Regions from separate parts of the Homo sapiens genome. Here region 2 is linked to region 1. A link is a loop called in an ENCODE intact Hi-C map of the cell type or tissue named here. Cell type or tissue: heart left ventricle. All regions are shown on one strand. Each heading gives the region's core, and the rest is flanking DNA. Links, peaks and the distances in the headings are about the cores only.

Region 1 (16,489 bases), core at 4,030-12,029:
AAACTGTATCAGCCATAAAAAGTAATTAAAATAATTCCACTAATTGCAATCCAGTACGATAAGTCCTCTAAGAGAAGTTTATACAAAATATCTGAACACTGAGTGAGGGGAAAGAGGGTAAATTTTTTTCTTTTCTGGTGAAGTAAGAGGGTTCCTAAAATAAGTAACCTTTGAGCTGCATCTTTTATGGTGGTTAAGAACATAGGCTTTGGATGGATAAATTATTTTGCTGCTGCTGCTAACCTATATGCCCTTGTGCCAGTAACCTAAGCTCTCCAAGACCCACACTCCTCATCAGAAAAGTAGGAAATAGAATACTTACTTCATAGGATTGTGGTGAACATGCAAGAGCTATATAAAGCACTTAGCAAGGTGCCTGACACAAGGTGACCTTAGCTGTTACTAATTTTAATGGCTGTATATTATGATTATCACCAAGGGACAGATGAGCAGGAAAGAAGAGGAAAACATTCTAGAAGACAGCACAGCCTGTGCAAAGGCATGGGGGCACCTCTTTCCTTCATGTTACGCTTAGACATGCAGAGCTACGACATACAACATCTGACCCTGGCCTGGAGGAGGTGGAGGGTGAGAGGGAGGGTACTTGGATATTTACAGAGGAGATGTGTTGCACAGGCTCTTCGAAACCCTGTTTTCCGAGTCCTGACATTGACTGCCTGACTATGCACCCTTCTCCTCCCTTCATCAGCCTTCACCCAGTGGATCATCCCATTTTCTTCCACAGACTAATCCCTTCTCCAGCCCCAGTAGACAACAAATGGATCATCTGATTGATATCTCAGTATTAGGAAATCATTATCAGGCCCCAGAAAATGATTTTCTGTTACAGAACTGGGATTATTTATTTATTTCGGTACCAACGAATCTATTTTTCACTCAATGGAGATTTTCCATTTTTGGCCCACAGCAATATCCGGAGAGAGAGAGAGAGATTCCTGTAGAATACAAGACAAGACTATCACAATGGTGAGTAATAAAAAGATAAAATCAAACATATCTTCCTCTGTTGAGTGTGGGGAAACATTGGCAAGGTTGATACAAGCTTAACTATAGACGCTTTGAAAGCATCCACCGATGTTTAACACGTGAAGGGAAAATACTGCTGCAAGCTCCAATTCTAAGCTGCAGTGGATGAATGAGCTAAGAGAGGTGGAGAATGGAGAAAAGAGAATGTGTTCTCCTCTCCATAATTAAAAGTGAAAGGAGCTTGTGGGTAAGAAAGATGGGGCAGAATGGAGCCATCCATCTGGGTAGCCTCTCTTCCCGCATTCCCTTTTAACCAGGGCTGAGTATGTGATTGCTGCTGAGGACAAGCAGTGGATAAAAACCAAGTAGGTGAAATGCCTTGCATTGCACATTCAAGGCAGGTCCCCAGTGGCTAAAAGGCTGGCATGGAGCTGGACCAGAAAATGTAAATGCGTTCAGTTCATAGGCACGCAAACTCAAGTTCTTAGAGTATAGCAAAACTCCCAAGGCCTCTCCAGAAGCTGGGGGAAGATTTGAGTTAATCTACTTCAATTTTATTTTATTCTGAGGGTTTTTTTAAATTTTTTGTTTTTAGATGCTTTTTATTTTTCCTTGTAGAGAAACCCTTGTTGTATCAAATGCCCTCTCTGGGCTTTAGAACTTCATTAATTAGCATCTTTTAAATGGTTGGGTAATATTCTTTTCTCCCTTTTCCAAGCCATTTCCCCAAGCCTTAATTTTAATAAAGCTGGTGTTCATGAACATTTGAATTTTAAAGCCCTTGGTTATAAGAAAGACAGAAGATGCATTTTAAAAGAAAGCCAATCAAGGATGACTCAAATGATGAACAGGACTTCTCTGCTTTTATGAGTCTACTTTTCAAGATCCAATATTATCTTAAGATACTTTTTTTTATTTTTTTCCCCTGTAGATAGAGAGCAACCTAAAAAAAATATGCAGACTTGATTAGCGGGGCAGAGACACTGGGGAGGAGTTACTCTGGCATATTTTAGTGTGGGTGGCAATTTCATTTAAAATAGAGCAATAATAAACCTGTTTTTATTTTTTTCATAGAAGCACTACATTTCAAGCAGTAAAGGTGAACCATTTAAGAGCTTTTTAAAAAGAGAACACATGACTAAAACTCTTTAAGATCCCAAATTGTTCATAGAATTTATGCAGCGATGAATACATTTGCCAGTGTAGACTGTTAAAGGCAGAATGCTTGGAAATCGACTCCACGGTTACCCACCTGCCTGGTGCAAGGTTGTGCGTTTCCCCAGCAACTGGGATAACATCATAACCGCTTACAGTGCTGCAGAGCCTGCAGCCCCCTGGGCGGCTTCAGGTGGTAGTGATGCTATCAGCTGTTGCCAGGGCAACGAAAAACCTTGACCTTCTGAGACCTGCCAGGCAAGGAGTGGAGAAATACAGATTTTGAGTCCTGTCTGGAGGTCTGCTGGTGATTAAAGGAATATAATTATGTAGCTATCTGCCACTAAATTACTTATTAAATTCACATACACATACAAATCAATGCATAATACCTAAATAATGCATACATGCTTGCAAGCAGTCTCCATTTAGTAGGTAGAGGGTGCTTCCATATTTGGAAGTGGTAAATGTTTTTATACCTTCCATGGAATCTACCGGTTGGCATTTGGTGGTAAGATATTTCCCCCAGTCTTCCCAACCTCATCAACTACTCAGGATTTTTACCTCCTGATTCCAGAACCTGGAAGAAGTATTGAAGAGGTAAATCTGCAGTTACTCTTAAAATGTTTTACATGTCAGAGAGATGAGGTCCCAGAGCAGTGAGGTGATTTGCCTTAGATCATACAGATTTAGGGAAAGAGAAATAGGCTTGTGCTTCTCTTGTGTGTGTCCCTTTTCATCCTAACTTACACTGGCTGCCTGCATATATATATATATATATATATATATAATATGTGTATATATATATGTGTGTATATATATATGTGTGTATATATATATGTGTGTATATATATATGTGTGTATATATATATGTGTATATATATATGTGTGTGTGTATATATATATATATATATATATATATATATATAATGAATATCTTTCAGTTTTTCGTTCTGCAAAGTATTTCCTCGGCTTCTGAAGCACCATCTTTTCTGACATCTTTCTACACTATTATTGACCGAATCCCCATTGTCTTCTATCTTGAGTGTTTTTGGAAGGGAATGCAGGAGGTATCTGTCTATGTACCTATTGGCTTATGATGACCTCAAGTACCTCTACTTTAGAGCTAAAGGAAGTACAATCCAATCTTTCTTCAAAGTTTATTATCCTCCCTGTCATCCTGGAAATTACCCCTGCTTACTTCCTGAAGAGTAGTTTCAGCACCTTTGGTATCCTGAATATTGGGGAACCAATGGGGGACTCATTTAAACCATGTCAGTGTTCTGAGTTTTATTGATCACTGTATACTCCCTTCTCTCCAAATGTAGAGTGTTTTGATGGTGTTCAATTACCATTTCTCATTCACTCAGTTTAGTTTTATGCTTACAACACCTTAATGTATTGTGAGAAGAAAAGGATTCTGAAAAGCTCACCTTTCTGGAAAAATAAACATTGGCCCTACTTATTAATTTTTGTAGTAGCTCTATCTTGGTGCTGGTACAACAGGCTCGGTGATTGCCTAGGAGAGAGGACTGTGATATAATTCTAGATGCAAATAATAAAGCCATATTTCACCTAGCAACGATATAATGGGGGACGGTCAGACCATTAGTGGGCATCAAGACAGAATAAACTATGCTTCCAGTGTACTTACTCCATGAGGAAAGACCCTTTTCATGATTCCGTTCCTCGTGAAAGAGAGTAAATCTGTTTTTCTTCCCTTCTGGTAATTGCATTTTTAGACACAATTGCCGGCATCCCACAGGTGGGGATATTGGATTCCACTGAGGATTTGATGTAGTAACTCAGCTCTTGGCTTTTTTTGTGGTGCTAAATGCCATTTTGCTGAGTAATCAGCATGTTTTCCGAGTGAATGTGGTGCGCCATCTGCAATCTGTTTACTTAACTTCATGAGCTCCATTTCTTCAAAGGTGAAGAGCAGAGCTTTTAAACAGAAATTTGAAATGGGTTCTTAACAGAACCTTGCTTGTTACTTACAGAGTCAGAGACTATTAAAATACAAAGAACTTGAAAAAAAGAAGAATTCAGTTACTTTGGATCACTGATCATCATCCCTGAATTGATGTAATTTGTTTAAATTGCTGAGCGGAACCCAGAGTTCTGGGTTTCGCATTCAGCTTGTAACTACTTTTATTTTTGTAGCACTTAGGCTCTCTCTAAAGCTACTGTTTACCTTTCTAAGTTGCATTCAGGAAAGCCTGATAGATAAAAATCCAAATTTGCAAAACAGATCAATTAGTGGACCAGTATTCCAACCACAGAGAAAATTCACAGCGTGGCTCGTTAAATAAAATCATGCTTCACTGGTGAGTTTGAAATAGAATTTGATTTCCCCCATTGTATAGGTGAAGAAACTGAGATTAGAACTGTCTCCCAAATATAAAAATTTGGTTCACACACAACCTTTGAGGAATATATCTATTATGTAAAAGATGATATGCTTGCATGCAGAGAATGATGTCAGTGACACAAATTCTCAGTGGGAAAACTGTCATAAGATTTGAGATTCTGCTGTAAAATCCCTGAGTCTTCCAAAGTTCTTGTTATAAGTGAAACAAACCTTTCACTTATCTCTGGAGATTGTCTCCCGTTTCTCTATGTACCACCAAACTGAGAAAAGCTGAACTGCCATCTTCTGGAAACATCTCAGCATTCATCCACAAGCGTGTACCTAGCCAAGTCAGTAAAGCTAAGAGAGAAGAAGCAGGGGAATAATTATATTTTATATGTAAACCATTGTTTTCTTGCTCACTTTACCCAAAGTGACCTTGTGTATAATGTGACCCCACCTCTTGGCCACAGCAAATTAGCCTAGAGGTGAACCCCACTCCAGTCAAACCTATTGCATTCTCCGTCCATCAAATTGGAATTAAATGACATAGACAGGAAGTCAGTCTAGTGGTTGTGGGTGCTAGAATCAAAGGGTCATGTAACCTTTGGGCTGGAGGATACCGTCAGTTATATGAACAGTAATAATAAAACAGAGAAAGCTAAAAGTTATAGAAAGAAGAGATGCTCAAAACGATGCAGCATCTGGAATCCATGTGGCTAGGAGAGTTCTGCTTGAAAAGTTTTCAGTAGCTGTAAGATCCTGATTCTACTTCCTCACCTTTATTTTAGTATGCATATCTTTATATGAACTTTTTCTGGAGCTAGTTCTGAATGAGTTTGGTCTCTTTTGCAACTTCAGGAGCCCCCAGCATCCTGTTCTTTGTGAAACAGCCTTCCGTACAATGCTTAGTTTCATCAGTGAGCTATTTTGAATGTGATTAATAAATTCAAAGATTGCACTATCAATTATTTTCAACTAGGATCTCCTGATCCCTAGACATTTGTCCATTTCAGGATTCTCCCAAACCATGGCTTAGGGTTCACCTTATTCTTTCCCACATTTTTCTGCAAATATCTGGGGCTGCTATTCTCCCAAGCCCATTGTACTCATACTTTCTGTATCTGTAAATATTATTTCTTTTACCGTCCATTGGTCTAGATGCAAAAGTCAGCCCTTTAAACTTTCCAAAGATAATACACTCGCAAAGTCCTTCAAAAGCATATTACTCAACACTTTGGGTCATAGGGAGGGTTTCTGTTATGTAATGTGCAGCAAAACATAACAAACAACAACTCCCAAATCTCTAAAAACATCTTGGATATCACTATTCTCTGAGCTCCCTTTTCAGACACTGCCACCAGGATTGTACCTTTTAAAATATTTTTTCCCATACTACTTCCATCTTGATATTCTTCTCTGCTTTCTCTCTCCTGTTTCTCTCTCATATAACCTCTCTTTTGTCATCTGGCCTTTTCCTCCTCAAAGAAACATAGAAATCCTTCTTCATTTTTAAGGCAGATGAGATGCTTTCCTCTCTCAGAAAACTTGGCAATAGCCAGGGCCTAAGCCTTGGCAAACACAACTTCTCACCAGGATTTAATAGGTATTTTCTCAAAGCCTGTGTCCTCTGTAAGTAGAATTCTAGTTCCAGCTGCCAAGGTAGCCATGAGAGTGATAGTAGTAGTCATAGTCATTCTCTCTCAATACTCTGATACATCAATTCACATCATGTGGACTTTATACCATCAATGATTTTCAATCAGTCCTTCATTATGGAGCTGCCTCATGGGCCTCTATCTGGCAGAGAGAGAGTGACTGAGCTGGGGAGGATCCTGGTCCCTTAAGATCCACCAAATCCAGAGCCTCACAGAGTGCCTCTGCTTCACACAATAGAGTTGTATGAAAGAATATATTTGAAGAGAAAGGTCACACTGCTAAAAATAGCTTATAACCTCCTGAAAAAAGACATGAGATGCCACTGAAGAATTTTAAGCAGGGCAGTGACAAGATTTAACTCACTGTGGTGGGACCGAGAGGAGAGGCCCTGGGGTTAGGGTATCCAGTTAGGGAATTCACACTGGGGCCTAGCAAGATGGTGAGAGCCTGAATCAAGGGGATAGCTGTTGGAACGGAGAGGAAAAGTCACTGGACTTGGTGGCCAATATGACTTTAGGATTTAAGCAAGAGGAAGGCATCCTGTATCTACAATATTTCTAACCTTGTGACAAGGTGAATCTTGGTGCCACTACTGAAAGGAGGGAGTAAGGTAGGAGAGCTTGATTTTGGAGGGTAGGTGGGGATGTAGGTTTGACCCTGTATATTTTGAAATCATTGTGCTTTCTGAATCTGCATCTAAAAATGGGTAGCAGCCAGGTGTACACATGAACCTGTTGCTCAAGAGAGAGTTTAGATTGGAGCTACTGATTTGGGAATCATTCATGATACAGGGTCACTTCAAGGCATGGAGTGAGAAAGATTAGGAATGAGAAGAGAGGACTTTTAAGCATGAGAAATGGGGAACATGCACATTGAATGCCAAGAAAGAAGCAGAGGGGCCTGAGAGGGATGGGACAGAGAGGCAATAAAAGAAACCAAAGGGTAAGTTATAGAAGCTAAGGGAAGAGAAAGTTGGAGTGGGGAGCTTGGTCAAATATTAACATGAAATCATGCAAGTTGTAGCCTGGCAAGTGTCTTTGTATTTGGCACTTAGAATGTTGATAAGATCTAAGAAGGCTATGGCTGCAGAAACCAGGTATTGGAGTGTAACTAGGAAATGACAAACAGAGGAAGCAAAGGAGAGGGAAGGATGGCAGAATGGGAGTTTGAGGACAATTACAGGCAAAGAGGAAGAAGCCAAGGGATAAGAGATAACAAAAGTCAAAGAAAGAGCGGACCTAATAGATAGACAAGTGACTCAAAAGAAGTTAGAATGACTGGGATTATGAACACCAGGGGAGGTGCTCACCACGGAGAAGGGACACCCCTTCAAGAACATCAAAATAGATAAAGACACATTGGAAGACTCTTTGAAATTTTTACAGTGTGTTTTTTTCATTTTAAATTTATAAAGTGCTTCTATGGGTTGAATGTTTGTGTCCCTCCCATCACCCAACTTCCACAATTCATATGTTGAGTCCTAATCCCCAGCGTGATGGTATTAAGAGGTGGAGGCTTTGGGAGATGATTAGGTCATAAGAGTGCTGCCCACATGAAAGGAATTAATGCTCTTATAAAAACAGCTTTCAGTGAGCTTGTTTGCTCTTTCTGCCATATAAGGTTACAGCTAGAAGGCACCATGTTCACAGCAGAGGGTGAGTCCTCACCACACAATGAATCTGCTGGTGCCTTGTTCTTGGACTTCCCGGCTACCAGAACTGTGAGCAATAAATTTATGTTGTTTGTAAATTACCCAGTCTATGATATTTTTGTTACAGCATCCCAAATACACTAAGACAAGTGCTTTGTGTAATTTCATTTGTAAAAGCCCCTACAGCCCTGAGATTCATGCCATAATTGTGTAAAAGGAGAAACTGAGGGAGAGAACCATGATATCCGACACCTAATCATCATATTGCAAATGGATGCTTCAGAATGCATGGTGATATTTCATTCAAACAGCCAAGGCAATCTTAATGGCATCAGCCTAGTGACTGAAAGGAGCTGAATGGTTATCAGACAGCTTAGCGCCTGGCTGGCCTCATGACAGAAATAACTGAATTGACTGAAAAAATATTCAGATTGTTGGAGTCATTCAGATAGTCTCAGACTGTAACTCAATTGGAACAAATGAAGACCAGTAAAGTTTGCATCTTTGCATTAACACAGAAGCAGCCAGCTGAAAAGTTTAAAATAAAATAAAATGTAAAAAATTAAACTGTTTATGTGATACATAAAATTCTATGAAAGTAGGTCTGATATTTGGTTTTCACTGAATTAAAAGAACAAGCCAGTTGTTTAGGTACTGTGTAGAAATAGCCAAAACCAAATGTACACCAGGGCTATTTATCTTCACTACCCACGATGTAAAAAATCAATATCACTCAGAAATGGTTATTCTCTTTTGTTGGGGAAATGGAGTGTAAGGGTATGGGAGAAGTTTATTGGATGGAGAAGGATTCTGTGATGGTATGGTCATAATGGAGTTTAAGCTTAATTATGACAGTAGCACACTCATGAGAGTTTTAATTCCACATAGGTAGTTTACTGAAGACAGCTGTCAGGTGACTAATGGAGGTTTGGCTATGACTTCATAATCCACACAGCTAGGCTTTTGCCCTAGGTATACAAACTGGCTGACATTAGCAGGCTTTCTCACTTGATAATCTTCTTTTATAACCAAAACTGATCAGTTTATTAAAAGAGTTAAGCACAGCAACAGCAAAGAGCCCTAAGTGTTTAAAGAATATAAATACAGAAAGTAAGACTTTAAAGATTCAGGCAGATTCAATTGGATTTTTTTTTAAGTTTGCTTTAGTTTTTATAAATACTCAACTGGAATGAGTATTTTATAAATACTAGACTGAAATCTATAAGCTAATAATTCTTTTCAGGGAAATACTGATTAGAGATGATCATTCAGGGTGCACTTTAAGTCTACCAATACCTTCTTACTTGTAGCTCAATCCCGATAAATGTCAATTAAGGGTCCAGTTGCCTTTCCATGCCTCCTAACCAGAGGATCTTGGAGCAGCATGTTCTGACCAACTCTTGAAAATAAAAGTTTCTATCCTCCTAGGAAAATTTGCTCTGTCATCAAGGCAAAAATAACTATAAGAGCTGGTCTTAAATATGCTTCATTGATCAGTGACAACTAGCTCAAGTAATCCAACTTCTGAAGGGTAAGCCCATCAGTGACAACACCATGTTTCTGAAATCAGTCAATTGGCAACGTCCTCATTCTAGTGACTGCCTTTCTGAAAGTCAGCCAATCAGAACCAGCCTCACTTGAGTGCCTAAACTTCTGCAGCTAAAGTTCAAGCAATCCCTACACACTAATTGCTTGTTAAAGTCCCCCAGTCCAGAAACTCCATACTTTCCCCAATCCTATATGGACTCAGCTCTCTGCTTTGCTCCCCAAGACTGCACCTTATACACACAGCTTTCTCTTGAAATAATAATTTGGCTTTTTGTTTCAGATAAGGGTGGATTAGGCATAGCTATCCCTGAGAGCTGCATGCTGATGCACTTGTGGGTGACAGAATTTTCAGTTGGTACTTTTCTCAATGGACTTCTATAAGACTGGCCTTTCCATCTGATCTGCCTTAGTTTCTTCATTCTTCTCACTCCCAGTGTACTACCAATTTATCTTGGACCATAGAGCATTTTGATAAGAATAAAAAAGCATCTGAGCTGGTATTGGTGCAGGAGAGAGAGAGCATCTTTGTAAAATTACTGTAGTAAAAAAGTGCAGTTAGACTGGGTCAACCATTATATCACCATGGGAACTAATTCTAATCTCATTGTGACTCTGTTTCCCCATTAATAAAATGCTAATTATTGAAGCTACTTTCTTGTTCAAGGTGAAATTAATTTAAGATATGCAAAGCGTGTCATTTAGTGCTTGGAATATAAACTATTTTAAATAATGAATGTTCTATTTCTTCTAGGAATCTAACAAATCCTGATGGTTTGGCTCTCTCTCTCTCTCTTTAGTATTTATGCTTTCAGAGGTATTTTCAGTTTCTGAGACAGTGAGTCTTGACTGCAGCTGCATACTTCAAATACTTCATAAACTAGGAACAACAGCAGCAAAAGTTTAAAAATAACACATACTGGTGAGGTTGTGGAAAAAAAGGGAACACTTTTATACTGCTAGTGAGAAGGTAAATGAGTTCAGCCATTGTGCAAAGCAATTTGACTATTTCTCAAAGAACTCAAAACAGAACTACCAATTGACCCAGCAGCCCCATTACTGGGTATATATCCAAAGTGATAGAAATCATTCTACCGTAAAGACACATGCATGTTTATGTTTATTGTAGCACTATTCACAGTAGTGAAGACATGGAATCAACTTAAATGCCCATCAGTGGTAGACTAGATAAAGGAAATGTGGTATGTATATACCATGGAATACTACACAGCCATAAAAAAGAATGAGATCATGTCTTTTGCAGTAACATGGATGGATCTAGAGGCTATTAAGTGAACTAACACAGGGCAGAAAACCAAATACTACATGTTCTCACTTATAAGTGGATGTATTAGTCTGTTCTCATGCTGCTAATACAGATATACCCAAGACCGGGTAATTTATAAAGGAAAGAGGTTTAATTGGCTCACAGTTCAGCATAACTGGGGAGGCCTCAGGAAACTTACAATCATGGTGGAAGGGAAAGCAAACACGTCTTTCTTCACATGGTGGCAGCAAGGAGAACTGTAGAGGGAAGTAGGGGAAATGCCCCTTTTAAAACCATCAGATATCATGAGAATTCACTCACTGTCATGAGAACAGCATGGAGGTAACTGCTTCCATGATTCATTTACCTTTCACTGTGTTCCCCTCCATGACATGTGGGGATTATAGGAACCACAATTCAAGATGAGATTTAGGTGGGGACACAGCCAAACCATTTCATTCCTGTATTAGTCTGTTCTCACGCTGCTGTGAAAAAATACCTGAGACTGGGTAATTTATAAAGGAAAGAGGTTTTATTGACTCACAGTTCTGCAGGGCTGGGGAGGCCTCAGGCAACTTACAATCATGGCAGAAGAGGAAGCAAACATGTCCTTCTTCACATAGTGGCAGCAAGAAGTGCAGAGTGAAGGGGAAGAAAACCCCTTGTAAAACCATCAGATCTCAGGAGAACTCACTTACTATCATGAGAACAACATGGAGGTAATAGTCCCCATGATTCAATTACCTCCCACCGACTCCCTCCCATGACATGTGGGGATAATGGGAACTACAATTCAAGATGAGAATTTGGGTGGGATCACAGCTAAACACATATAAGTGGGAACTAAAGATTGAGTGCACATGGACACAAAGAAGGGAACAGCAGACACTGGGACCTACTTGCGGGTGGAGAGTGGGAGGAGGGTGAGGATCGAAAAACTACCTATTGGGTATTATGCTTATTATCTACGTGACAAAATCACCAGTACACCAAACCCCTGTGACATGCAATTTCCCTGTATAATAAACATGCACATGTGCCCCTAAACCTAAAATAAAAAGTAAAATAGTGAGGGTTCTATTTCATCGAAGACTGTCAAATCCCCCCCTTTTTTTTTTTATTCTTTAGTAGTTTAGCCTTTAGTACTTTCACTTGTAGAGGAGTTTTTAGTCTATGGGACAGTGAATCTTGACTGCGCAGCTACACACTTGAAATATTTCTTAAACTGTAAACAACAGCAGCAACGGCAGCAATAAAAACCCAGTGATTCATATGTAGTAGATCTGGAGTGGGGCTTAAGCATCTACATTTTCAAATCCTATGTGAGTGATTCTCATATGTATCCAAGATTAAGGAAAGAGGAGTCCCGTTTCAAGGCTCAGAGGTAAAAAGAAGATCATCCTGTGTTTTCCCAATTGTCTGATGCTATTCACTGGGGCAGGAGCAGTGAGCTGTAGTGAGAAATACATGGCTAAGGAGGTAGGGATTGGAGCAAATGCTCTTTCCATGCTCTTTCCTGTGCCTATAGCATAATATTTGTCATGTGGAAGGTTTAAATAATTAATGCTTAAAGTTCAGAAATAAAACATCTGTTGTTTTGTTTTGTTTTGTTTTGTTTTTATGAATCCCTTCAGACTATAAACACTGAGAACTACTGGTCTAGACCTCTCTCCTAAGATTGAGACCTGTGAGGCCCTTCCATGTAGACATATTGTGGACTCAGCCCAACTCCAGGCTTCTGCAACCAGACTGCTTGGTTTAGAATCTGGCTCTATGCCTGACCAACTGTGTGTCTTCAGTTATTTTTCCCCCATCTCATAGTGGCAGTGGGAAAATCCCATGAGATTAATATTTGGAAACACATAAGTGACCAACAAAGAGATAAACCTCAATAAATGTGGTTATGATTATATTAGTTATCCAATTTATTAATCTTTCCCCCATACCCACTTTCCTCAGTTATACCCTGTGTAGTGAATGGTAGAACCAGCCCTGATTGCTCAAGTGGAACACCTGGGGGCAGCCTTTGACATCTCCCTCTAATCTATCCTCTATGTCTAGTGCACTTTCTGACACTGTCGGAAATGACGATGTTTTTTCTTACCATCACTCAGTTCAGGCCATGTTTGACTTTGTCCAGGACTCCTACAACAGATCCCTCTTGGGTCTCCCGACTCTAGTCTTACGTAAAACTGCACACTCAGTGTGCAGCTTGCCTCCAGACTCAGCTTTCCAAACTGCAGAGAAAATTATGTCATTGCCTTGCTTGAAACCCTCAGTGACTTCCAATTGTTCTTGGGATACTGTGAAAACCTCCTCATACATTGAACAAGGTCTTGCTTCTTTGGCCTTTGTTAACCTCTTCAAGTCTCAGCTCTTTGACACCCTCCTTGCACAATATGCTGCATCAGTTTGGACCTCCCTTCTGTGCTGTAGCTGTGCCAAACTTCTCTGAACATCCCCCAGTGTCATTGTCTCCATCTGGAGCACTTTCACTGTGAATGCAGAATGAAGCATATGAGATGCAGGAGGATTGGAACCCAAAGGAGATGTTGATTATTTCAAGAGCCCTCCTGTTCTAAATTCTCACATTCTATATTAAAAATACTTGCCTCCTGGGTTGGTGATGATGATGATAATGATTGGTGGTTTCTATCCACCCTTTAATTTCGTCAGCAAGCTCCAGCTGCTAACTCAGAGTCTCTCAAAATAATTTAATGTTCTGTTCCAGTGCTCAAGGAAATTATTGTAACATTCTCACTCAGTACCTTCTTGATCTCTTGTTTGGATTCCATTTCTAATCACCAGTTGGCCTCTGTAAAGCCTTCTTTTATTCTTGCTTCTCACTTCTGGATTTGATAGATTTTTGTTACCCTTTTGCTTAAACTTCAGCTTTTCACAGTGGACTTTGGGTTGCTAGATTGTCCTTGGCAACTGGAGTTGTATTCAGCAGGAATCCTCTATTCCTAACCCAGTCCTGTAAAACCCAACCCAGAGCCAATCTCTGGCCAGAACTCCAGGATCTGCTTTGACTGCCCTTGGAATTAAAAAAGTAAGACATTAATCATTGGACTGCTAGGCAATTCTTTCAGAATGATAATCTATAATTAGTAGGCTCAAAATTGAACTTGATTTTCTTAACAGTAAAGTAGAAAATGCCCAGGTTTTAAGATTTTAACTGTGTGTGTGTGTGTGTGTGTAAACATCTAAATGAGAAGAACAAGAAATACAAACCTAATTGTAGCACTAATAATGAAGGAAATCTTGCCAGACAAATTTTAACTTCATTATTGGCTTTAATTAGCAAATGAGTGGACAAATAGAATACAGTGAATGTCCCTGGTCTTGACTTGATTAACACATTGCACAGAGCACTTCACAAAACGATAGCCCATCAGGGCATTTAAATTGTCTTAGAAGTGAACATTTGCAGCAGTGGAGAACTGGCTGGCTGCATGCAGAGGGAACGTACTAGAAATGACAGGCTTTTGGGAATATGTTGACATGGACCCTGTCTTATTCAGCATCTTTCGTAATGATGTGGAAGGGGAAGCACACAGTGTATTAATTAAATTTGACAAGGATGCTGATTTGGTTAACAGAGTGAACCTAGAGGGTTTACAACATGGTAAGAAAATAGGAAGAAGAAAATACAGTTTGGAAAAATGCAAATAGTGCATTCTGGGAGAATTAAGCCATTAGAAAAATATTCAGGGATCCTGATACGATAACTGGGGCACATTTAAGGAAATAGAGATGGAAAGGCCACACTTGTTTTCCTTCCCCAAGTGGGGCATGCCGCATCACTTCTTATACATCCCCTAAGGCTAAATAAAATCTGTACCACTGATAAGGCTTCAGCAAGAGAATTTTTTTTTTTTACTGAGATTAAGATATTGGGAGTTGATGGTTTCTATACATTTTACTTAAATGGTTCTTTATCTCAGCTATATCTCACTACCATTGTAGTTTTTAATCACTTGCCAACCTTCTGTATAATGGCTTCCTCTTATGGGCAGAGGGCATCTCTTTGGGGTCAGATACCCTTTTCATCTCTATTCTGCCAGGGTTTTTCATTAGGGTTTGGGGCTGCCTGCAGATAGGGATTAATTTCTACTTTGTCAACTATATTAAAATGACTTGTTAAAATAGTCAAAACTTTGCATTTGTTTTTCCTAATGGTATTCAGTTTCCTGGCTGCTCGCAGTGACCTTTCAAAGCCTGTTTATCCTGAGAATGTATGTCATAATTAATTTTGATTTATTCCTTTCCTTTGCACACCATTTAGAAAACATGTAATTGCTTTCTCAGTCTGTTCTTTCCTGCAACTCCATAGATTCCATAGATCTATTTTTGACCCAGGCTTTATCAGCCCTTACTTAGTCTGTTGGCTAGATCACATGTGTAACTATGTTAAAAATGGTTTGGTTCTAATATTAGGTTTTATGTTTTGTCAGTTACATGACGATGACCTTAAGGAATGAAGGATGCTCTATCCTGCTGAGTGATTTATCCTCAAGTGAGTATGAGAGAGTGACCCATAGGGTAGAGTAAGTGGTCTCTACTGAGAAAACAACCATTTCTACTGTTCATGCTTCCTGGCCATGAGTAGATGGTCGGTCACCCACAATAAATACGTTGCTTAGTGTTATAAGGTTCTCTTCTATAGGGTCCTGTAGGCCATTTTCAATTGCCTACTGTTAAGAGTGTTCTTCCCACCCTATAATTCTAAATGTAGAGTCATTTCCCTCAGCTGCATGAAGGAGTTTGGAAACAGGTAAGAGGGAGACTTCAAGCCCCTCAAATGTGCCTTGGAGCACTACCAAATGGCAGTATTTTGTCATTTAGCCCAGCGTCTTCCCTCAGTCCTTCAGGTGGCCTCCTAAGAGGTACTTAGAGGTGTGTCAGATATGGCCTCATATGCCATTTGCATTCTATGTCTCCTTTAAATTCTGCATGTGTGGGAAAAAATAAGTATCTCAGGTCTTTTGATCTAAAAACAAATTCGACCAAACCACAAAATTAGTGGTTGGCCTGGCACAGTGGCTTGAATCTGTAGTTGCAGCTACTTGGGAGGCTAAGATTGAAGGATTGCTTGAGGCCAGAAATTTGAGACTATAGTGTGCTGTGATCATGCCTATGAGTAGCTACTGAACTCTAGCCTGGACACTATAGTGAGACCCGTAACTCCAAAGAAAATTTTTTAAAACTTAGCACTTGGCTGGGCGCGGTGGCTCATGCCTGTAATCCCAGCACTTTGGGAGGCCAAGGCAGGTAGATCATTTGAGGTCAAGAGTTCGTGAGCAGCCTGGCTAACACGGTGAAACCCCATTTCTATTAAAAATACAAAAATTAGCTCAGCATGGTGGCATGCACCTATAATCCCAGGTACTTGGGAGGCTGAGGCACAAGAATTGCTTGAACCCAGAAGGCAGAGGTTGCAGTGAGCCAAGATCAAGCCACTGCACTCCAGCCTGGGTGATAGAGCGAGAGCGAGACTCCATCTCAAAAAAAACAAAAAACAAAAAAACGGCACTTGACTCATTGACTTAGTACAAATATGCTAATTTTATAAGTATTGGACTTTCAGCAACTTTCCTGATTTTTTCAAGTCCTTAATTTATCTGCCTAATAAACACAATAATTCTTGCTATGTAATGTTATTGCGAGGACTGAATGAAACAATAAGTTAAGCTCCTTGGTGCAGAAAGGTCCCTGCTATCAGAGTGCTATCAGTTGCCATTCACTTTCTCTGATCCTCATTTAATCTCATTTGCAAAAAAGCAAATTAGATTTGAAATAGCTTCTTGTTATTTGATGCCTGTTAGCATTTTGGTGAGAATTCAATGACCATGGAGGCAAAAGCAATTGGCAA
Region 2 (16,489 bases), core at 5,781-13,780, 240 kb before region 1:
TGTGGTAAGATGATTCGTGTTTAAGGACTTTAAAGCCTCTTCAAGGAAATAATCCTGAGTGAACTATTAATAGGACACAAATACTTTTGCATTCCATGAAAACAAAGCAATAAAGTCAATGCACTAAGTAAACAGATAATCAGTACAGTTTATACTATTAACAGGTAATAGAAAACAGGCAATTTTCTTTTATTCTCTTTTGTTGTTCAGAAACTCTTCAAGGTCTCGTGTCTTAGTCCATTCAGTCTGCTAAAATGAAATTTCATAAGCCGGTTGGCTTAAAAACAACAGAAATGTACTTGTAACAGAAACAGTTTGGAGGCTGGGCAGTCCAAGATCAAAGTGCTGGCAAATTCAGTTTCTGGTAGGAGCCTGATTTTTGATTTATAGATTGTGACTTCTTGCTGTGTCCTCACATGGTGGAAGTGGCAAGACAGCTCTCTGGAGGCTCTTTTATAAGACCATTAACCCCACTCAAAAGGGTTCCACCCTCATGACCCAATCGCCTCTCCCAAAGGCCCACCTCCTAATACTATCCCATATGCCATTAGGTTTCAACATACGAATTTTGGGGAGGCACAGACATTCGGATCATAGCATAGCACCCCCATTCTTTGCAGATGTAATGAGGTGCCTATCTTTTTTTAAAACCATTTTTAGATATTATGCAGGGTAAGGGATATTTTTTCATGTGCTTGACCTATACACAAATTTTCAAAATATTTTTTTTGCTTGAAATTTACTTTATTCTTGTGGATATTAAAATATATATTCCATGGAAATCAATAGAAACTACAAACATGGAAAAATAAGGAACCGGTTTATATTGCCACCATTCAGAGATACCTAATGTTATTCATTTTGATTCATGCCCTTCTGTTTTTTCCCTTGTAGGCGTATTCACAGTTTTACCAAAACTTGTTTTTTTATATATTGTTTGGTAGTCTTTTATTTAACCTAACTTAACAATATATTGTGACATCTTCCCATATTATTAGATGTGATTTTTCTATATATATTCCAGTGCATTTCAATTTGATAACTCAGAATGACTTGTGACTTTTATGTACTCAAACTGCAATTCTCATTAATGTGTAAAAAGTACATAGAATTAAAATCACGTGTACTAGAATTTTGCATATAGAGAATTTGCAGGAGAGTAAGTATTATAATAATGGAAATTAGTAGATGCTAAGTAGATAAAGAAACATTGCTAAGGTCTGTGAACTTCCTGTTGAGAAAACTGCCTAAAGATTTATCTGTACATAAATGGAAAGTGTGCAGGTTTTTGCAGGTGTGCATGTGTGTGTGTTTGCAAATAAACTCCTTTTTAAGAACCTGCCTTCAAGTCTGGCCTCAGTTTTCTGTAAATGAAAATAGAGAAAAAAAAAAAAACAGCGAAGAAAAGCGATTCAGGAAGAACAACAGAAATAATTTGATATGGAAAATAAGACCCCTTATAAATGGAAACCAAAAAGAGTTTACTGAGTTTGAAGAAGAAAAGACTTAGGACAGATTTAGGGATTCCTGAAAGGCTTGTATTTCACCTAAACATAGATAGAATAATGCATAATTTAAATTGTAGCAACAGTGAGTTTAATTAGGCCAAAGAATGAACTTTTGAATCATTAAATTAAATGCTAGAATGTAGCATCTAGGATCTCTAACTGGAAATTTAAAAAACTTATGGAATCTGTAAATGGGAATCTTAACACTTCAGATCTCTGATTGTTTGAGTCAAGGGTAGGGTAGAAAACAATCTGTTTAAATTTCTTTCAGTTATAAAATTTACATGTTTACTTGAAATTTGGAAAAATATAGAAAATTTGAACAGAATGCATGAAATTCTACTGCAATAGACTTTTTTTTAGCCAATACACACACTTTCTTTCTACAGAATCTCATAGCACATATTGATTTGTGTAATTCCATTTTTTTTCATTTAACAGTACAGTATGCCATAAGAATTTTTGCTATCTTGAAACATTTTTGAAAAATCCATTTTGAATGGCTGTGTAGTATTCCACAGTATGGCTCTGCCCTAGCTTATTCCAGCCCCTTAATGCAGCTCAAGCATCAAACTCAGGGTTTGATGATGCTGATGCATGAGTTTGAGAGAGTTCCGATGTTGGATCTGGGAGAGCTGTCTGCCTTTAAGGATGATCCTGCCTCTTTGACTCACCCTCAGTGCGGTTCCCAGAGGCAGTGCTCTGTGCAAGCCTCCTCAGCTGCACTCATGACATACTGAAAAGCTATTACAGATAAAAAGGCTTAATCTTCATTCAATCTGGCCTCAAAGAGACCGATAGGGCTTTCAGGAACTCTAATGGCCTTCAAGATAAGTTTTCTATTCCAATCCAAGCCCATTCCACACAGGCATTCTTTCTTCTGCATTTTCTCAGACTCAAGTCTCTCCAAAGTCACTTGTTTGCCTCTGCTCCCTTTGGACTTTATAACATATTCATTTATGTTAAGAATTTCCATATTCATATTTGTCATTAATAATCCACTTTGTGAATAAGGCATGCTCTTTCCAGGGTAAATAGGGAAGGAAAACAGCGTTGTCAGCTGAGAAATAATCAGCTAAGCCTTCTCAGGTCCACTGTGAGATTTGATGATGCCATTTCTAGAATTCTGTGGCAGAGCTGGGGGTGATGTTAGGCACAGCCCCACACCGTCTGCGGTCAGGTAGAGAATGCAGATGTTCTTGTTTATCAAAATCCAAACATCTCTCTATAGGTCCAGAAAATGTTCCACTAATTCATTCAATGGTATTTTGACTCTTTTGATGTCCATCAGATATTTGATAGCAAACTCTGTTTATAAATGAGGATCCCATGTGATTTTGGGGGGTTAAGTGTGTTGCATAGAGTGTGGTAACTCTAGGCTGCAATATAAAGGGAATAACACTGAAATCTTCTGAAAGCAGCCTGGGTCACACGAGATTCCTGACAGAGATTGCAACACATAGGCAAGACGGTTGGAATTTTCTTATATCTTCTTCTAGTTGCCCAGGTTTAAAATGATAACCAGAAATGGAAAAACAGTTGAAGAACTTATTCTAACCATAGAAAAATGGTTAACCCAGGATATAAGTGACTTAGATATGATGAGATTTTTGTATGCCCAGAGCCTAGCATATAGCAGGACACTTAGTAACATGATATGCATTGATTTGAATTGGATTCTAATATGTAAATCAGGATTCAAAAAGCCAGAGTTGTAGTGCTGCCCTACATCTAAATGGTCTGATTTCTTTCTGGAGTTCACTTCCTCCATGGGGTGCTGAAGTTAGATCAAGGTTTGCCTGAGTAGATGTCGTGGGTCACTACTTGCTTTTCTGCTGTGCCCCAAATGGTCTTAGCATCTTTCACATCCCAGAACACCAGGAAGCCACTACCAATCAATAGACCTGGCACAAGTTGAAACTAGTTTCCCACCTCTTGCCTGAATCACTGATGGCCCCTTCTATCACTTTCTTCCTGTGATCTATCATTTATAATTGTAAATCCCCATTTCTTAGAACAGATTTTTTTTGGCCCATTTTTCTAGCCTTACTGGAGAAGAATGACTCCTGCAGTGTCTCCAAGAAGATGCCCTCTGAGTTCTGGCTTCAGATGCTTCCCTGACAGACCAGAGGGCTCTTGTCTTCTTCACTCTCTGCTTTCCCCTGATCCTGCCCTTGACAATGATCGAGTTCTTGCCATTTATGTGAGTTATCTTAGGGTAGTAGTCTCAAACCACAGCTATGTGAGTTGTCATGCTGGGAGCCAAGCTGAGGAGTTCCACAACTGAAACCAAGTGATCATGCATGCTTTCCAATTAGGAGAGAAAAAAGGCGTTGATTGGGAAAAATCATTTTTTAAATTTTAAGTACCTACATTTTATCTTAAAGCTTTGATATCTACCTTTATCATCTGTTTAAACTAGTAGCTGGTATGAAAAGGTTATAATTTAATTTACCACAAAAATATCTATTTGGTTATTACAAGTTTAATACATTAGTGTTTAAAAATGTTCCAGAAAGCACTTTCCAGGTGCTTTGCAGTTGAATATATTTAAGAATCATTTCCCGAGACTGTTTGCTTTCTGAAACCAGAGACCATGCTCAGATGAGCTTTGAACCAGAGTGAGTGTGGAAATTCCTCCAAGTGCTCTCTTCTTCTTGAGACTGGACAATGTCCAGCCTTGCCTTTTTGGACTGGGGCTAGGGCTGGGAGGACAAGGTCCCCATCATGTTTCAGAAGCAGAGGTAACTGATCACATTCAGTCACTGTGACTTTTCTGGTTACGGAAGTTATGATAGGCCCTGAGTGAAGACGATTGCCAGCCCTAGCCAGGTCATAGGTGTGTATAAAGAGGACACTCACCTCCAAGATCAACCCTGCCCAACTCTGAGGTAGTGCAGATACTCTGTCTCATATTCCACCACTGTATTGAGGATTGTAGCAATTAGCCTACGGAGCTGTCATTCATGGTCTAGGAATTTAGACCTAAACCCTAAGAGAATTTTCTAATTCCTGTCATATTCCTGTCATTCGTGGTCTCTTAATCCAAGTATCCACAATGACTTACTTCCCAAGCCCTGGATGCTAACTGGAAACAGGTATTACAAAACTGGAGAACATGGCTTTCTCTTCTGATTGTTCAAGAAATTTATATGCTTATGCTGAAAACCATTATTTCTTGAGATCTCGATGTTTTTTTCTTCCTTATAAGATAACTTGTTGAGCTTGCCCATAGACTTTGGCTGGCTTCCAGGGCACAATGCTCTACCTGGGCGACTTGAGCATACAGTTTGCCCGCCCTAGATGAGGAGAATCTGGTTCTGTTTCCCAGTCTTTTTTATTTAGCACCTATCTGGCATCAAGCCTTTTCATGCCTTCTCCAAATTACATTACCAATAGGCAATACATGGTCAACGTCTTTCTGGGAAGTCCAAGACTTGTGCATGGAACAAAGAATGTCAATTCAGGAAGGAAAGTAAAACATGTGAGTCAAATGAGCTATCTGGACAAGTGCGGACAATGCTTCTCATTTTTTCTTGGCCCACGGTAACACATTTTGATTGGTGGATGAGCCACCGCAGATATTAAGCTAGTCAGCTACTGGCACCGGCACTTAAAACCTCAGGCTGCCCTTTTCCAAATGGTACTTAATGTGGCTAAGGACTCCCTTTCAAGTATCCAAATTGTGCCTCTAGCACAGGTCATTTGAAAAGATCTTTGAATTCTGAAGGTCAGTGGTCACCTGCCTTTTCCCTCCAGAAGATCCTACTCAAAGCTTTCTCATTCTAAGTGTCTCTCAGCAAATGCTGGCATGAGTGGGTTCTGAGAGTGTTGGGGGCTCCACAGCTGAGATAACACAAAGAAGATCTACAGCCATTCATCCTGACATTGGCAGGGTCAGTCTTTCTCCTGAGTCTGAACTACAGAGTATAGCAGACCCTTTCTCATCAGAGCAGAGTGATCTATTTCTGCTCATTACGAAGGGCATAGATTCTCTGTAGGAAAACAACTCTATCCACTCTTATTCCACTTGCTTAAGAGGTTCAAGGGAAACCTTGGTTATTCCTTTCCAGAAACCTTCCACCTTTACCAGACATAGTCACAACAATAGCTATTCTTTATCAAGAATTCAATATGTGCCAGGCTCTGTTAATATGCATTATTTTGTGAGACTCTCATAACAAGCTATCAGAAATTTCTATTTTATGAATGAAGGGACTGAGCTACAGAGTGATATAGTCACTTTCCGAAGGTCACAGAGCTTAACAGTGGCAGATTTGAATCTCAGATCCTTGAGCCCATTTTTGGAACCACCATACAAACTTGCTCTATCTTTAAAAGTTGCCCTTGGGAAGCGGAGCTTGCAGTGAGCCGAGATTGCGCCACTGCAGTCCGCAGTCCGGCCTGGGTGACAGAGCGAGACTCCGTCTCAAAAAAAAAAAAAAAAAAGTTGCCCTTGGAATTTGACCCAGCAATCCCAAAGGATTATAAATCATTCTACTATCATTACACATGCACACATATATTTATTGTGGCACTGTTCACAATAGCAAAGACTTGGAACCAACCCAAATGCCCATAAATTTTAGACCAGATAAAGAAAATGTGGCACATATATGCTGTGGAATACTATGCAGCCATAACAAAGGATAAGTTCATGTCCTTTTCAGGGACATGGATGAAGCTGGAAACATCATTCTCAGCAAACTAACAAAAGAACAGAAAACCAAACACCCTATGTTCTCACTCATAAGCGGGAGTTGAAAAATGAGAACACATAGACAGACGGAGGGGAACATCACACACCTGGGCCTTTCGGGGTTTGGGGGACTGGGGAGGATAGCATTAGGAGAAATACCTAATGTAGATGACAGGTTGATGGGTGCAGCAAACCACCATGGCGTCTGTATACCTACGTAACAAACCTGCACTTTCTGCATATGTACCCCAGAACTTAAAGTATATTAAAAAAAATTTGCCCTTGGTTTCATTTTCTAGTGACAGAACAAGAAAGAAAACCCAAGTTAACCACATCCCCTTTGTTTTTTTAACATGTAATATTTCAAAGCATCTTCTAAAATACCGTATTCTCTATGACTGTTGCCATTTCACAGATGGACAGTGTCACAGGGGATTGGCCAGATGGCCATGTGCAAAGGCTCGGATCTAGAGAATGGTAGGGATGGTTTCTGAACTCTGCATGTTAAATAGCATGTGCTGCCTCACTGGGCAGAAAGACAAAGAAGGCAGGATGTACTTAGTAGTCTGTTCATGCAGTCTCTTCATCCTGTCATTCAATAGATATGTATGGACACTACAAAGTGCTGCCACATTTCAAAGGGCAGGATCTTTGACACTCAACCACTTCCTTGGGATGTCTGAAGCATTTGCAAGTAATAGGTGTTTAATGGATTCCTAATGATACATGGGGCAGGCAGAGCTTATTCCTGTTTAGGGGCGAAGGTGAACCAACTGTATGCCCCAGGATGGGTAAACCAGGCTCAAATGAGAGAAAAAAACATCCTGGACCTTGCTTTCCCTGGCGCTTTCAAAGTGCTATTTTTGTCAGGATGATGATTATTTCATTCGCATTCCTCAGATCTGATTCCCTTTTCTCCCCCTCACCCTGCATAGCTCTTAAGCTATGCAGTACACCCCACAGATTCCACCACAGAAGGTTTCAGGCTGCATTTTCATCCAAGGGAGTGGGGGAATGAACTGGGAAAAGGGGTGATGATGATGTTCCTTCCTCTCCATCGGAGCACACTCACACCAATACCCAGATGTGTTCATGCACATGCCTGGAGACCTGCATGGACACACACTGTCTAAACACAAGCAAAGACAAACAAATAAACCCTCAGACCCCTAGGATGATGCATACATGGACATACATATGCATTACACCCACAGCCAATCACATACAAACACATTTTTGCAATATGTCATCTGCACCCAATTGCTCTTGTTCATTGTGTCTTCCAATATTCTTAAGGTTGGTAAGAAGGTGGCTGCTTATTATTAACATTTTGTGGTGGGTGACTGCTGTTCTTATTTTAGAGGAAAAAGTGCATCTCATTTAGACATCAGGATTCCTATGTGAATGGTAGATATTGTTTCTCAGCCGTACCAACCCAGAAGACAAACAGACACCCAGGGCTCAGTCATCCTCCCTCTTTTCTTTATGGCAGGAGGGAATCACTTTCACCAGGACCCACAGCAGGTAGGTACTCATCTCACCTCCTAGCTCTCACCCTTCTGAAGTCAGGACGCAAACATACCAGGAATTGGCTTCCTAATTTCCTTTTTCTCTAAATATCAAGCAGCTCCACAATTTCAAAGACCCGCCCCCAGTAATTTTCCTTTTGCCAAGCTTCCCATCCTAAGGCTGGTCACGACCCAGGGTGAGGTAGAGAAAAAACGCCCTGATCCTCACCATCTGCAGGAAAGTGGCGAGGCCTCGTCTGGGGGCCGTAGCCTCCCTGTTCTGGGACAGACCTGCCTGGCCTGCCTGGAGGCCCAGCCAATGTTTTCACAGCTGTGGGCTGGGAGGGCTGCTCCCCAAGCTCCTTGCACACAGTTGGCCTGTGACCCAACAGCTGTGCACACCCAGGCATGACCCCGGTCCCTGTGAGGAGTGGGGGACCTGGCCAGTGCACCCCAACTGGAACTGGCCAGCCTTGCCTGTGCCGGCTGCATCTCACACTTCTGACCCGCTTTGATAATGCAGCTATTAAATGGTCCTCACATGGCTTCCTTGGCCTTCTATTAACTCCCCAGGCAGCAGCGACAGCCTTATTAACTGAAAATGGCTTTTTGTAGCAGTGTTCCATTTCTAATATTAATAATCATTGTTTAATAAAAACAAAGGGGGAAAATACAGGCAGAAAAAACAGACTGCTTTTCTCCTTTGTCATTTATCACCCTGGCAGGAGGCCACAGACGATGCCAACAACAGCAGTAACAGCAGAGTGGTTAGCTCCATGCCAGGGACACAGAGGCATGTGCACACATGTGCACATGCACGCATACACTCACATTCACACACATACACACACACCTGTTCCTGAAGTGGCACTTCATTCATCACATGGCCAATGTCAGGCTTAGAACCTCCTCCTCCCTTCCCTCCCCACCTTCCTCTGTCTCCAATCCTGCGTCTTCAGTGACTTCAATGGTCCAGAATGGTATCATTAGCTGACGTCTTTCAAAAAAGAGAGGAAAGAGGGGGCTGCTGGCTATGGCATCGTCTCTACTCTCTTCTTTTACCCTTCCCATCAGGCCAGTCATCTGTAAGACCAATGGCTCATTCCTGCCAAGGCCGAGGAGAGTGGAGTTAAAAATGTAGTTAATTAAATTTACTCAAAAAGATCAACTCTCCAGATCAAGAGCTGGGTTTATCGTCACTAAAAATAAACAGGGCAGGGGAAGAGAGGATGGAAGAGAGGGGAGCGGGGAGGCGGGTGGGGCCAAGAGGGACTTGGGGCTTTGGATCCTTGGATGCCGAGCTGATATTTAAAGACCTTTTACATTGTGAAAGATCTCAGAGAACAGCTGACATCTCCTGGGGGCCTGGGGAGGTTTCTATGATAACAAACAATCCCACTTTAGAGGTGAGGGGACTGTTCCCTCTTTGGGTTTGCAGAAGCCTGTAGGAAGACGAGTTCTTTGTTCATGGTGAGGAGTGTAGATCTTCAATTTCCTCCTTCAACCTCTCATCTAGCACCCACTCCCCATTCTCTTCCTCTATCTAAGAGCAGAATAATCTCTAAACAGAAAACTTACGCATAGAGCAAAGGCTCAGGCAGTGGTCCTGCAGGGGTAATGCTTTATAGCTCCTACTTTTCCCAGTACACTCCAGACCTTGCACCACCAGGACACCCACTCTCCTCCTCTGAGGAGCTGCAATATCCCCTGTGTAGGGTCAACTGGCAAAAGACATGTGGATGCCTTTGAAGAGTCCCTCAGCGAGGCTCATCCAGGTGAAATGTGGAGCCTACAGAAGGACTTTCCTGTCAATCAGAGTTCGTGCTCTGCTATCTCACCCCTTCACAGCACAGGCTGCTCTCCCACTGCAGGGCTCCTATTCCTCCTTCAAAACCTTACACCCATGTCACTTCCTCCATCCCTCTTCATCCACTCCCAAGGCAAAGTGGATCTATCTGTCTTTTGCTAATTCAGTCCCCACTCTCACTGTTGGGTGCTTTGCCTTCTTGCTTACCTCCCTACTCAGCCGCACGCCTCCTCACCTTGCTCTGCTCAGCACTCGGGTCATGGTCCTGAGTGGAACTCCAATGCTGAGCCAGAGGCAGAGAAACCAGCAGATGGAGTGTCTGAGGGGAGAAGGTGGGAAGCATGTGTGTCAAGTCGGGTTTGCATGTTGGTTTAGCCATGGGTGGCCTGAAACCAAAGAGCCCTGTGAATTCATCAAAGTGTCAGTGACCATTGACAAAGGACTTCCTGGCTTGAAAAATGGCTGTCACCCTCCTATCCTGAGCTTTACCTTGGAAACATCAAGAGAAGAAACTCGGTGCCTTTTAGATTAATTTACTCATCAAGATGTCATTCTGCAAAAGTTATTTGCTAGCTGCGAGTCTCTCCAAGTTCCCTTGCTCTGAGCAGGAGGTCACCCTCTGCCAAACACAAACAAGCAGGGATTCTGGGGGAGTGGAGTCTGTGTTGGGGGCTTGGAATCCTGGATGCAGAGGCAGCTCCCTGAAGCCTCGGCCTCTGGGAGTGCTGCAGTTAAGGCACTCTCTTGTCACACAAATTCCCCTTAAGGGCAGGCTGGGAGAGAAAAGAGGACTGCAGAATAAACTTTGATAGGGAGAAAGAAGAAAAAAGAATCCCCCGTAAGCAGAAGATACACAGCACATCAAAGTTACTTTTTCCCCCAAGAGACAGACATAAGCTCAAAAAGCCATCATCTACCAGGATATTAATGTCGTTACTTTTTCATTTCTTATATTTAATATCCAAGGAAACCCGGCAGTGTAATAAAGCCACTCTATGGAAACACCAGTGCGAGGTGAGGACAGGGAGGAGCAGAGCTTCTGAGTCACACAGTCTGCTGAGCTCTGCCTCCCAGTCATTGATACACTCCAAAGGGCAGCGTCTCTTCAGGCCCTGTGGGCTGTTCTGCAGAAATGAAAAAAGCAAGAACCAATCTCACCCCCTGCCCTAACTCTGGGCCATTTCCTTCAGTGTCCTGGGGAGAGTGTCAGATAATCAGAACACAGCAGAACACAGCCTGTCTGCAAAGGCTGTCATGCTTTCCAGACCTGGAGAACACACAAAATAATGTCAGGCTTTTTACCCACCCTGGAGAGTTCAGCTCTCTTCACCTCCTGCATGGGATCTGGGCCTACCAGCTACGTAGAAATCAGGCCCTTGTCACCTGACTTCTTGGCTTTAGATACACCATTCCCCATTTAAGAGAGATGCCTCCTGCAGGTTCCTACTTTGCATGGGGCATTGCTTATTCTCTACATGTGTGTCTGTGTATGTATGTGTGTGCAGCATGCAAATGACATAAAGTGCTTTACAGAACCCTGAAAGAGGAAATAGCAATCAATATGCCTGTCCAAACAATTAGAAAGAGATGTTTCCAAGTCTTCTAAATCTATCTGGCATGTGTTAGATGCATGCTGTCAGGCTGGCTGTCATTAAATACCTTCTAAATAATGCAAAGACAATCAGATGTATAAATAAGCGATTCAATTTGGGTGATTGATTATTGAAATAAGGCTCATGCACCCAAGGCATGACATTTCCTACCACATCTCCATTTCATTTCTCAGGCGAGAATGATCTTCCTACCTCCTCTCATGGAAAATGATCTCGTGGCTGGAGGTTTAGAGCATGGGCAAATACTGTTGGGTCTTATGCTTGACTGTTCATCTTGCTTGAATATTCCTTGGATACGTGAAACAGGTGTGTCTATTTTGTTTCCTCTCTGTAGTATGGAAACTCCATGCTAGACTCTCCCAAACAAACTACATGCTATACCCTCCCAAACAACCATAGAACAAGTGCTTAAACATCTTTGAAGGTAGAAGTCTTGCAGACAACCTTAATATGACTTGGCTTTTCTTCTCTGTGTTCCTACTAAATTTTCCAATGTTTGCAACTCCTGGAAAAAAAACATAGTGAAATATTTTCAGTGTTCTTGCTATTTGTAGTTGTATTTCAAAAAGACACTAATATAGAGTTTATGTAGTATGGGGATCGCCACCAAATTATCTCTGAGAAAGTAATAAAACACACTGTGTTTCTCTTTCCTGAAGGTAGAACATCTGATCTGAGTCCTATAAACCTCCAGACCTAACTCCTGCCATCCAGTATCCGAGTCAACAGATTAAGCTCCTGTCTCCATTAAACCTTATCTCATACCACTGCAGCCTTTTGGAAGAGGCCCTCTTGCAGATTTGAGAGGAGAACATTCATAGGAGTTAGTTCATGACACAGCAGGACACGGCATGGCTCTCTAGCTCACAGTCTGGCATTTGTCGTTGGCAAAGGTCAATTAGTACAGATAAGAAATCCAAACTCTCTAAGCCCTAGTTTTCCTCACTAAGGAAGTACATTAGCCTTAAGGCAGAACTTCCTACCTGGCAAACAGACATTTATCTAGATTAGAACCTCACTGCTCCAAGTGTGATCCTTGGGCCAACAGCCTGGGCCTCACCCAGAAGAGTGTCTCAGGCTACACTGCAGACTTACCGAATGGGAATCTACATTTTAACAAGTCATCAGGTGACTCAAATGCACATTTAACTTTGAGATATGCTGCTCTAAAACCTAAAAGAAGTGTGGTGGAAAAAAGTGGGCACTGTGTATAGCATTTTATAGGGTGATATAGGTTAGGCAACCTGCTTTCACAACTTCACTATTTTGACCTGTAAAAATTGAGATTGAAGATGAAACTTCCTCTACATGGTAGCTGAAAAGCTAAATGAACTCATATATGCAAAGGGTCTAACCCAGAGCCTACACCCTCTTGGGCCCTCAGCAATAGGTGGGTTTTCTCTATCAGGTTTTTGACTTATAAAATGGTTACTATTTTTAAGAAGTTACTATTACTTACCCACTTGTAGTTTTCGATGCCTATGGAAGAGGCTAATGCCAATTAAACAACTATAATAACACCTCATCTACTACTTGTTGTTATAGTTAAGATATAGTATAAGATAAAATAAACCAGATTAATATTGAATAGATTAATGTTAATAAAACAACTATAACAACACCTAGTAGACAAGGTGATAGGTAAATCTTGATTGTTTTCCTTCCCTTTTCTGAATGATAAATGGCATGTGAAGGCTAAGAACAATGCCCAAAGACAGAATAAACCCTCAAAAATGGTAGCAGGGACTATGAGTAGTAGTTTAGGAATTTCCTTCAGGCAGTCTCTTGATCAGCTCTACCCTTGATTTTATGATGGTTTTTGTAACATTTTCACCAAGCAGGTGAATGAAAGCCTTAGAAAAGTTCACGTCAAGTCATCTCTCCAAATGGTGCGCTAGAGAGACACCTTGGCTTGGAAGCAGGGAGATACTTCTACTCCTGGGAATGCTAGTAGCGCAATGTAGGCCTGGTTCCATCTCCCTGGAGTTGGAGGTCACCTTCCCTAGTGGGATGTTGTCAATGTTCTTTATTTGCCCAACTCAGACTCCTCAAGACTCAGTTTAGGTACTGTCTCCTCCAGGAAGCCTCCCATTACCCACGTTCCAGCTTAAATTGATGTTCATCCTCTGTTCTCCCAAAGTACCTGTGATTGTTTTTGCTGAGCTATAACCAAAGTCATCTTCTCTTGTTCCCCAACTGAACTAAGAGGACCTTGGAGTCCAAATCGTATTCAATTTTGACCCCATGTCTCTTCAACCCCAGCCTCAATTAAGACAACAGTTATTCACTGTTAATGGTAATGTCAGCATTCCAGACATGTTAAACCATTTATTTCCACTGCTTCTAGTTGCTGTATTAGGAACAAGTGGTGCCCCAGTGCAGATAATATAGTATCCACCCTGTCCTCCTCAGGCCCCTTCCTGAGAAGTCTCATGTTTTGCTTTCATCACCTGCTACTAGCCTTGTGCAAGTTCAGAAAATAAACTCTCCAAGTCACTCAGTGTTACGCTTTTCTTTTCCTCCAGTCCTGTTTATTTTATCACGTGCTCTTCACTTCCGAACAACATCCTCTCTCTTTTTCCTCTCCACACTTTCTTTCACCAAAACACTTCAAGTGAAAGATAAAATAATTCATATTACTACTATTCCCAGGGTAAGCTGGGTAATAGAAGTAAAGTCTTAAGTCAAAACAAACAAACAAACAAACAAACAAACAAAAACAGCAACAAAAAACCTCTAACTGGGAAAACCTGGTTTTACTAAGCCATTTAACAGAATGTAAGATGCATACTGCCCTCTGAAGTGATTAAGTGACTTGTCACCATGGCCCTGCTGAGTATACAGACTATATACAGTCTGTGCGTTTCTGGATGCTGCACATATGGCAGTAAACGATACCGACATTAACCTTGCCCTCGTGGAACTTGTATTCTGGTGACAGAAACAGCACAGTAAACCTACAAATAACAAATAAATTTGATATTTACTTTGGAAAAAATATCTAAAGGAACTAGGTGGGGTGATATGACAGAGAGTAGCTTGGAGAGGCCCCTTTGAGGAGGGAAGGAAGCACACCTTCTGAGCTGAGTCTCAACTGGCAGTGACACTAAGCTTGGTATGTGGACAGGGGGTGATAAGTGTTCTGGGCAGGGGAAATAGAACAGTCAAAGGAAAAGGTCATGGCAAGTAAAAGAAAAAAGAAAAAAAGTCAATCTGATCAAAGTGAGTAAAGGGGGCATTCCTGTGAAATGAAGGAAATGGGGCCAGTGGGAAGGGGCCAGATTATTCCAGGCATTGGAGGCCATGGTTAAGATTAGTGTATTCTAAGAGTAATGGGAGCCCCTGAAGGGAGTGACATGATCTGGTCTACATTTGTAAAAGATCACTGACCACTGTACTGAAAATGGATTGTGGAGAGGCGTGTGACTGCAAAGAGGAAGATAATTCTGAGCTCCTCAGCAGTTTCAGCCCTGTAGAATTAGAATAGACTTGAATACACCTGTTCATGCAGTACCACAACAATGACTATGGCTAAATTTTGAGCACCTTGACACAGAAACAAACATCTGATCTTCGACCCACTAACTCCTGGAGACAGCAGAATTATTTCAAGAAGTCTTGGGGTTTATATGTGTACCAATCATTATTGATAGAATAAGTAACATGGCTCATTTTAATATTATTTATATTATTTTTCAGTATAAATAGAATTATAATTGATAGAATGCATGTACTGTTTAAAATGCATTATTTAATTCATAGAACTTTCTGTCATTATGTGTTTCACAGTTATATTAAATGAATTCTTTAATTGGTATGGAATCTACAAAATGAGTAAGTGAGTTAATTGCTAGATTTCATCCTGACTCAAAGAACACTATGCCCTCACTACACTGTCTCCTCTTCCTGGAGACCCTAGAAGATTATGTTTCCCCAGTCACACTAATGGTTAGGGTGGAACCACGAGATTGAGTTCTCAGCAGTGGGACTGTGAGCAGATGTGATGTGCTACTTCCTACCTGAGCTGTATAAGCAGGTATGTGTGCTCATGCTCTCTCTATCCACAGTTCACAAGGCTGGCAGCAAAAATCTCCAAAATGTAGAGTTGTAGTTTAGAAGTAGCTGGGATCTGGGATACCTGAGTCAACATTTAAGGAGGAGAGCGCCAAGGACCATGAGATGATTTGCGATAGACTAGAATGTAAGTGAGAACTAAACCTTCTGTTGTATTAAGCCACAGTGCAATTAGAACTTATTTATTGCTGCAGTCTAGTTTCTCCTAGGCTGACTAATGGCATCCTTCAGATATACTTGCACCTGTAACCAGAGAGGCATATGCAAGGATCATCATTGCCATAGCATTTTGACAGCAAGAGATGGGAAATTGCCTAAATATCCACTCGCAGTAAGCTGGTTCAATTAGTTACAGCACACTCATAAGGTGAAATATGATTCTGGGATTATGAGGGAGCTCTATAAAGTACACTGTTAGGTGTCAAATGCAAGACTCAGTACAGTATCATAGTATTTGACCATTCATATGTGAAAAGGGTAAACTTATGTAACAGCAGCTAACATATATTGGGTGAATGTACCATTTGGTATTTTAAAGATTTACAATTATTAACTCAATCTTCACAACAGCCCTGTAAGGTATACCCAACATTATCCCCACTTGATCACCAATCGAAAGGACAGACAGAAACTTGCCAAACCCAGGCTTCAGGATTTAGGGTTTACACTTCTAGTAACTCACAATAGTCCATAAATGGGAATGCTTATTTATGCAGAGAATTTTTGTGGGAAGGAACACAAGAATCTGGAAGGAATAGGTGTCTTTGGGCAGGAGAACTGAAAAGTTGAGGACAAGGTTGGGAAGAAGATTTGAATTTCAACATATGCCCTTTAGGACTTCCTAATTTTATATTTTAACCATGTGCAGATATCATGTATTTCAAAACATAAATAGATTATTTTTAAAAGAGCAAATATATTAGCAGATTGTCTTAATTTTAACATCATGTCTCCAGTCTTCAGGACAGGCTGACTCCCAATCCAAAAGAAAAATCAGCTTGACTAATTTCTAGGACAGCAAAAGGAGCCTGAAGGCTCTCGGCAAAATCCTTGTCCCCTCTCAAGTCATGGTTTCTTTTTCTGCTCCTCCCCCCAGCTCCCCAGGCCCTGGTGACAGAGAGAGGAACACTGCACCACTGTCTGCGAATGCATTCTTTGTTCAAAGAGAAGTTTTCACTCAAATAGATTTTTGCCTTTTGCAATTATGCCATTAAAAGTGTTCTGAACTTCAGAGTTGAAATGAACTCCAGAAAGGGTCTGCCCTTTTAGCTCTCTGGCTT

Evidence for each region. A loop is a pair of places that touch in the nucleus more often than their neighbours do. Peaks named below come from ENCODE experiments on the same cell type or tissue, not always from the same donor. Only the 100,000 strongest peaks of a DNase experiment are listed, where the experiment ranks them.
Region 2: it touches region 1 in a loop (2.2-fold over the local background); 1 of 110 quality-filtered maps calls a loop at or near these places.

What each region holds. Positions count from the first base shown.
Region 1 is chr15:87,486,246-87,502,734 of GRCh38, reverse strand. It overlaps LOC102724465 (a long non-coding RNA gene), which reads left to right. Exons shown (of 13, transcript NR_187944.1): 2 at 929-987. Among named protein-coding and RNA genes, the nearest start is that of LINC00052, 82 kb to the left of the region's middle. In heart left ventricle, for the core only: no CTCF peak of the experiment used is centred there; no DNase peak of the experiment used is centred there; H3K4me3 peaks cover 2,046 bases; H3K27ac peaks cover 4,444 bases.
Region 2 is chr15:87,727,304-87,743,792 of GRCh38, reverse strand. No RefSeq gene overlaps it. Among named protein-coding and RNA genes, the nearest start is that of LINC00052, 160 kb to the right of the region's middle. In heart left ventricle, for the core only: no CTCF peak of the experiment used is centred there; no DNase peak of the experiment used is centred there.